Regions from separate parts of the Mus musculus genome. Here all the other regions are linked to region 2. Evidence: chromatin loops called from intact Hi-C (ENCODE). Cell type or tissue: gastrocnemius. All regions are shown on one strand.

Region 1 (2,500 bases), 65 kb before region 2:
TGTGAGTACTGCCACTTCAGCACTCGCCACAAGAAGAACCTGCGCCTCCACGTAAGATGCCGCCATGCCAACAGCTTTGAGGAGTGGGGACGGCGCCACCCTGAGGAGCCCCCGTCCCGCCGCCGCCCCTTCTTCTCTCTACAACAGATAGAAGAGCTGAAGCAGCAACACAGCACGGCCCCTGGCCCTCCCCTCAGCTCACCAGGACCCGAGGTAGGCTGGGACACGGTACACGCGGTGGTAACAGGTGGTGGACACCAGCCTGGTTAGAAGAGGGTAGCTTTCCAGCACTTGTCTAGACAACAGACTACAGCAGTAGCTGGTTATTCTTAGATGTGAAACACTTGTAAAACTCAGTGGTCCTGAACAGCTGTGTCTCCAACTCGAGTATTTTTGCACAGTATTCAAGGAACTGACATTGGTCTTTGTGGTTGCCCTCATGGTCTGGCATAGCTGCAAGAAACATGGCCAGAGCAAAAGGAATGGCCGGGAGATGATAAGAAAGGTGCCTGCTGCCATCCACCCATGCAGTCCTCATTTAAGCCTGGAAGTCCTGCTTAGTTAAGCGGCCACCTTTTCAGAATCATGAATGACAGACTGAAAAATGTAGTCCTGTTTCAGTAGGGAGGGTATGCTGCCCTCCCTACTGAAACGAAACATACTGGTGACAGGAAAGACGGGGAAGGTGCTTGTGAGGTGGCTTGGCAAGGTAGGGTGTTGTTGCCAAGCCTGATTTGGATCCCCAGGTCCTGTATGGTGGAAGTGGAGCACTGATTCCCCAAAGTTGTTCTCTGATACCCATATGTGCACTCTGGCAGTCATATGCCTGTACACATACACATACCACATACCCACAAAATAAAATGTCTTTTAAAATTAAAGAGGAGGATGGATTGGATTTGGGGTAAGCAGACTTTGGGGTGAGCAGCTCGTGTTCTGTTGTGGGAGCAACCAGTGGCCCTGGAAAGATGACCTCACTCAGTTCATGGGCACTGGAGTTGGCAGTCTTAGGTTCAGGTTCCAGCCCTTCACTTTCTGAGCCTCACCATTCCACTGGACACTAAGCTGGTAGATACCTTTCAGAATAGTATGTGAGATAAACAAAGGACTGGGAGGAAATGACGACATCGGATGTACTTGGTAAATGCACTTCTGGCTACCCCTCTCAGACTTGACCCATTCTCCTCCTCAGGCCCCCCAAGAACCAGCACCTTTCCAGTCACCTGAGACCCCCCCACTACTCTGTCCTGATGCACTAGGTGGCACCACAATCATCTACCAGCAAGGTGAGCCTTGAAGAAGGCAGGGCTAGGGTAGGAACATGACCGGTGGCATTGGGTGCCAAGTGTCCAGCCCGTTTTCAAGCCCAGGTTCCACCCTACCCAGGAGCCGAGGAGTCCACTGCAGTGGCCACTCAGACAGCCTTGGATCTGCTGTTGAATATGAGCGCCCAACGAGAACTGGGGGCCACGGCCTTGCAGGTAAGCACCTGGGACTTCCCCGCGCTCCTCTGTTGACCATGGTGTAAAGGAACAAAGTGACTCCAACCCTGCCAGGGACAGATCAGCCTAAACTTGAAGGAACGGACTCTATAGGGCCAAGGTAGGCAGTCTTTCCCAGTGCACTCTCTAGTTTCTAGTGACCATTTGTCTTAGGCACTCTTCTGTTGCTGTGAAGAGACAACATAACCAAATCAACTCTTAGAAAAGAAAGCATTTGATTGAGAGCTTGCTTACAATGTCAGAGACTAATTCCATGCACTGAGTGGTAGCTGAGAACTATATCCTGATCTCCAGCCTTAGAGAGTCAGAAGGATGGTGATGAAGCATTCAAATATCTAAGCCTATGGGGGCCATTCTCATTCAAACCACCTCACAGTTGCTGTGCTGAGGGCCATGTGTTGCCGTGTGGCTCCTGTGCTCTCCTTGGCATGGTTTCTCAGTGTCTACCATTCCTGTGAAGCTCCTGTAGGGGCTAAAGCAGCTTCCCTCTATACACAACCTGCAGCTAGAACACTCCTAAGGCTTTGTCTAGTTCAGTAGCAAGGCCAGAGCTCTCTCGGCACCATCTCATATCCCATACATCTTCCCCAATTTGTCATTATTCTTCCATATCTGCAACCAAACCCATCTTCACAGCCAAACCCCAGATGTTCCTTTAAGAATAGACTCACTGCTCTGCCCCTGAGTGATCTGCTGTGCAGGATGTGATGCGCAGCCTGGCCACTGTGTGCAGTGTGCTCGTGTCATTCTTCAGAACGTCGTGTCCGTGTTTCTCAAGAAGGCTGGAGGCATAGTTTAGGGTCCTACTTTATAATTCTGTTACGTGCAGTACAGAGCAGGACATCTGTCCGAAGCTTTAGTCTGGATCACCTGTCTGTCACCTGCTCTTTTCTATAAGTTGCTAGGTGTTTGTTACTGCTTTGCAAAAGCATATCTTTGAATATGAAAGATGCCTATCTCTCATGTAATTATTGATAATTTCCTCTCAGTGTTCTGTG
Region 2 (2,500 bases):
CAAGCCAAGCACCAGTAGTGGAAGTGCTTGGAGTCCGATGCTCTGAGGTAGCCGGAGTATTGCCGGAAAGAGGGCTGCTTGGCCAGGCCGGGGAGACAATCGATTTCATCCTGGTCCGGAGCTGCTTCGTTCCGGGACGCCCAGGACAGGAGCAGCAACAAGAGCAGTGGAGACAGCGCGGTTCCGGGCATCTGCAGGAGGAAGCATCGGTGGAGGATGTTTGTTTACCAGTCCCCCCAGATCCCTTGCGCTTCGGTGCAGCAGTTCCTGGGGAGACGATGGCGCACATCTCCGGGAGAAGCCCCCGCTCGGATCCAACTCCGGGCCACAGAGCCACCTTCGCTGCCCACCAGTTTGGGCATCTCCGTACCTCTGCTTCCTTGCGTCCTTGCTCTCCAGGAGGCGCCTTTGGACTGGAAGTCATGTGTAGCTCTGGTCACGTGAGCATCTGCATCACGTGACAGTTTGCTCATTGTTCACTTTTTTAATCTGTGGGCCTGAGGGTCGGGAGTGGTCAAAGTGCGTGGCCCTGAAGGTTATTAGTCAGGGTGCCAGAGATCAGGTGATCTTGGTGTTGACAGAAGGGTTCCCCAGGCTCCTGGGGACCCCTTACTGGTGACAAGCGAGAAAGCGGCGCTAGGACCCCCAGGCAGAGCTGGGGGAAGTTAGAGAAGGGGGAAATGCCTTACATGGTTCATCCACCCCGCCCCCGCGGTCACAATCTGAGCCCGCTGCCCAAAATAGCCCTTGGCATGAGCTGCCCTGTTGCACGGCTTGGAGATGGCTGCTCCCTCCGAACACGTAGGACTGGGTGGCCCACGGAGCCCTGCGCGCCCAGAGCCCCCTCCCACCCGCTTCCACCAAGTGCATGGAGCCAACATCCGCATGGACCCCTCAGGAACGCGAGCCACACGCGTGGAGAGTTTCGCCCACGGTGTGTGCTTCAGTCGTGAGCCCCTGGCCCCCGGCCAGGTATTTCTAGTGGAAATTGAGGAAAAAGAGCTGGGCTGGTGCGGGCACTTACGTCTTGGCCTGACCGCTCTGGATCCCGCCAGTCTGGCCGCTGTACCCGAGTTTTCACTGCCTGACTTGGTCAGCCTTGGCCACAGTTGGGTCTTCGCTATCACACGCCACCACAACCGTGTGCCCCGGGAAGGTCAACCAGAAGCGGAGGCAGCGGTCCCCAGTGGTCCCCAAGCCCTACTGGTTGAACCCTATCTGCGCATCGAGCAGTTCCGAATTCCCCGGGACCGTCTGGTGGGCCGCAGCCGGCCAGGGCTTTATAGCCACCTCTTAGATCAGCTCTATGAACAAAACGTGCTGCCTCCTACAGCGCGCCGAAGCCGCTTGGGTGTTCTCTTCTGCCCCCGTGAGGATGGGACCGCCGACATGCACATCATCATCAACGGGGAGGACATGGGCCCTAGCGCCCGGGGGCTGCCAGCTGCTCAGCCCCTCTACGCTGTGGTAGATGTGTTTGCTTCCACCAAGAGCGTGCGTCTGGTCCAGCTGGAGTATGGCTGTAGGTATCCCACCCCTGGAGTGACCTTCTGGTTCAGTGTAGGGACGGACACCTGCTAGGACCCCACAGCCAGCTAATAAGGCCTTGCAACTAGTTTTGAAGATGCACGGTCTGCCTTGGGCACCAGCTTGTGATTTTACGCACATCACACCTTGGCTGTGGGCCCGCCTGGTATATTCATCTCCCCTAGTTGACTGAGACACCCTGCAGGTTCCTTTTGGTTTGGACGATGTGGATGTGGGCTTTTAAAAAAATATTTATTGCCGGGTGTGGTGGCACACGCCTTTGATCCCAGCACTCGGGAGGCAGAGGCAGGCGGATTTCTGAGTTCGAGGCCAGCCTGGTCTACAAAGCGAGTTCCAGGACAGCCAGGGCTATACAGAGAAACCCTGTCTCAGAAAAAAAAAATATTTATTTTATGTATAGGAATACATTGTTGCTGTCTTGAGACACATCAGAAGAGGGCACTAGATCCCATTACAAATGGTTGTAACCACGTGGTTGCTGGGAGTTGAACTCAGAACCTCTAGAAGAGCAGTCAGTGCTCTTAACAGTGAGCCATCACTCTAGCCCAAGTCTGTGGTTTTTAAATTTTGTCCTGGAAACCAAGTCAGGTTCTCATGCACGCCCCAGCCCGGAAGACAGGGATTCTAAAACTGATTTTAGGCCAGAGACTTGTTGAGAATTTTGTGCGTTTATTTATTTTTGGTTTTCTGAGACTAATTTACTCTGGAGACAAGGCTGCTCTGGATTTCAGTAAGTAGCCCAGGTAGGCTCCGGATGGACTTTTTACAGTCTTTTCTGCCTCAGCCTGTGGGGATGGTTGGGATTAGCCATGAGCCGCCACCTTTAACCACATTCAGCTATGTGTTGTGTGTTTTCCTTAGAAAAATGTTCTGAGATTTGGACATGTGGGTTTGGAGCTGTCACAAACTCCAGGTTGAGAAATTCTTTCTTTTTGTTTTGTTTTGTTTGTTT
Region 3 (2,500 bases), 78 kb before region 2:
ATGTAAGTCAAGTGAGGTTAGCCTGCCTCTCCGGAGTGCTAGATTAAAAGCATGAGCCACCACCACACTGGGCCCAAGGACTGTAGACTTCTAAAAATACCTAACACTGCCTGCGTGCGTGCATGCGCGTCTATGAGCGCGTGTGTATGCTAGGAATAGGACGCAGGGCCTCGTGTTTGCCACTGAGCTAATTCCCCAACTTCTAAACACACCTACACTGATCAGAGGACAGCTGGGTGTCTGGCCCTCCAGTCCTAGTAAGAAATACAGCTGCGAAGTGCACCGTGGCCTAAGCATTAACTCTTCTTCAAACATCCCTGACCTCTGCCATTACCCGATCCCCCAAGTCGCCTTAGTTGTGATTCCTGACCAGCCTTTCCTGTCCTCAAACCTCGGTTTTGCCATCTGTACTACGGCACAGCAAGCCCAACCCGGGAGAACCCGATCTGGCTCGAGTGGAGCTTTAAGCTACAGGTGAAAAACCAGGAAAATGACTGACGTTCCCTCCCCTCTGGACACCTCTAAACCATCCCAGGTCGCGACGGTTCTCTAAGCGACCCCTGGAGGTGTGGCTAGACGCTGGGGGCCACACCCACGAGAGCCGGGCGCCTCCGCCGCGCCTTGTCCGGCGAGTCCGGGCTGGGACCTGCGTGACGTCATGCCACTTCCCGTGTAGCCCTCCGCCACACGAAAAAGTAGTCCCCGTACCCAGCTGACCTCAGCCCTAACACCGGGCAGCATGTGACTTCTAGAGTCCTCCTGGACCCGACGACGGCTCTGAGTCCTCCGAGAGGCCTTCTGAAACCCCGCAGATCTCTCTCTCCCGGGGGGACGGCGGCGGAAGTAGTTCCGGTTCGAGGGCGGCCGATGGGTTCCTCCGCGACGGGGGTGAGAGGATGGCGACCTCGTCGATGCCGGAGTCGGAGAGCGACACAGCAGCCAGAGGCTCAGGTTAGCGGCAGCCGGAGGCGGGCTGCCCCTCCGCACACTGCCGTGCACCGGGGCCCTGCCGCGAGGCTGCCGGGTGGCGGACTCCCGGGCCGGCGGGGCTGTCCGAACAGGGCCCCGGGGTCCCAGGCCCTTTAGCCGCTCTCGCATTTGCCTGAGCGGAAACCCAGCGCCGCCACAAGATGGCGCCGGGCCTGGAGCTCAGGCAGCGCCGGGGACAGCCCCGAGACACCAGGCCCCGCGACCGTCGCTGTCAGCCCCCTCCGCAGGGGAGTCCGGGGAGGGGGAGTGAACCACTGACCCCGGGGGCCTGCGGGCTGTACCACCGGCTCCTCATCCGAGGGGACACGGGGGCCGGAGCGCCGGGCCGCTGTGTCCGCCCAGGGTCGATTCATGCCTCTGGGAGGAGCAAGGAGCCGTGATCACCCACCGGGACCACCCTTCTTCCCAAAGGGTCCTAGCCTGAGAGGCCAGGCGTCCCTATTCTTTTCTGGAAGGTTCCCTTTCCAGGAAACCCCGTCCCATCTAGTCCGATGCTCAGTCTTTGCATCTGCAGAATGGGCACACCGGTGCATCTGGGTGGGTTCTGCTTGGCCGGGCCCGAAAGGTGGACCACTTGTTGCAACCATGGTCGTATCGCCCAGCAGAGTGAAAGCCTCAAACCCCGCGCTTCGCTGTCAGTCGGTCCCCAGAACCAATGGAGGAGAACGAGGTGGAGAGCAGTAGCGACGCGGCCCCTCGGCCCGGCCAGCCTGAGGAGCCTTCTGAGAGCGGCCTGGGTGTGTGCACCTCGGAAGCTGTGTCCGCGGACAGCAGCGACGCTGCGACCGTCCCAGGATTAACGGAGGCTGACGACTCTGGCGTCGGGCAGAGCTCGGACGGTGGCAACCACTCTGTGGTATGGATCAGTGTGGATGGTGTGGGCAGGGGGACCGTCAGCAAAGCCTACTTGTAGAAAATAACTGTTTTTGAGGCAGACGCCAAGCCATGCCATGCCAAACTGCTGTGGTCGGTTTTGACAAGTCCCATGGCTAAGAGACATACTTAAACCACTTGTTTCCAGAATCTTCAGAAAGGGAAACTGAGGCAGAGCGTGCTTGCTATCGACAGAGCCAGAATTATCCATGGTCTTACCCAGAGCCCTCAGGCTCCATGAGCCCGGTTCAAATGTTGATCCATCTCAGTTATCTTAGTCTTCCCATCTGTCAAATGGAACGGGAGGGCCGGGTTCTATGGGTGCTAGGCTGTAAGGGGAAACTGAGCCATGTTTTCCTGACCCATTACTTTGTGATTTGAGCAGGTTACCCAGGTTCTAGCCCTCATCTTCTCTGTTAAGTGAAAATTAGAAACATAGTCATCTCTGGTAGCTTCATAAGTAATTTTGCGAGATGGGGATTGTATCTGGACTCCACTTGATGGAGATATGAAGTAGTGGCCCTGGGTGTGCAGTTTAGGGTTTCATTATGTCAGCAGAAGTGGGCCTACCCTGGGGGTCTAACTTATGCTATATTACAGGGTTACTGCTAGGGACAGGACAGGTGTGGTCCAGGTC

What was found. Hi-C counts contacts between places; a loop is a spot of excess contacts. Peaks named below come from ENCODE experiments on the same cell type or tissue, not always from the same donor. Only the 100,000 strongest peaks of a DNase experiment are listed, where the experiment ranks them.
Region 1: a loop joins it to region 2, with 2.1 times the contacts of the local background. A loop is called at or near these places in 9 of 42 quality-filtered maps.
Region 3: a loop joins it to region 2, with 4 times the contacts of the local background. A loop is called at or near these places in 11 of 42 quality-filtered maps.

What each region holds. Positions count from the first base shown.
Region 1 is chr2:164,896,970-164,899,469 of GRCm38, reverse strand. It overlaps Zfp335 (zinc finger protein 335), which reads left to right. Exons shown (of 28, transcript NM_199027.2): 15 at 1-213; 16 at 1,193-1,286; 17 at 1,387-1,481. Among named protein-coding and RNA genes, the nearest start is that of Gm46775, 7.1 kb to the right of the region's middle. In gastrocnemius, a CTCF peak has its summit at 1,269 (motif pointing right); no DNase peak of the experiment used is centred here.
Region 2 is chr2:164,831,721-164,834,220 of GRCm38, reverse strand. Neurl2 (neuralized E3 ubiquitin protein ligase 2) reads left to right here and starts at 625. Exons shown (of 2, transcript NM_001082974.2): 1 at 625-1,522. The coding sequence starts at 781. It overlaps Ctsa (cathepsin A), which reads right to left and starts at 448. Exons shown (of 15, transcript NM_008906.4): 1 at 371-448; 2 at 13-191. The coding sequence starts at 424. In gastrocnemius, CTCF peaks have their summits at 365 and 1,358; DNase peaks (open chromatin) are centred at 444, 741, 1,372 and 1,635; H3K4me3 peaks cover 2,014 bases; H3K27ac peaks cover 1,868 bases.
Region 3 is chr2:164,909,968-164,912,467 of GRCm38, reverse strand. Zfp335 (zinc finger protein 335) reads left to right here and starts at 718. Exons shown (of 28, transcript NM_199027.2): 1 at 718-951; 2 at 1,596-1,846. The coding sequence starts at 1,646. It overlaps Zfp335os (zinc finger protein 335, opposite strand), which reads right to left and starts at 1,035. Exons shown (of 2, transcript NR_166490.1): 1 at 718-1,035. In gastrocnemius, CTCF peaks have their summits at 552 and 1,123 (motif pointing right); DNase peaks (open chromatin) are centred at 640, 864 and 1,180; H3K4me3 peaks cover 2,500 bases; H3K27ac peaks cover 2,500 bases.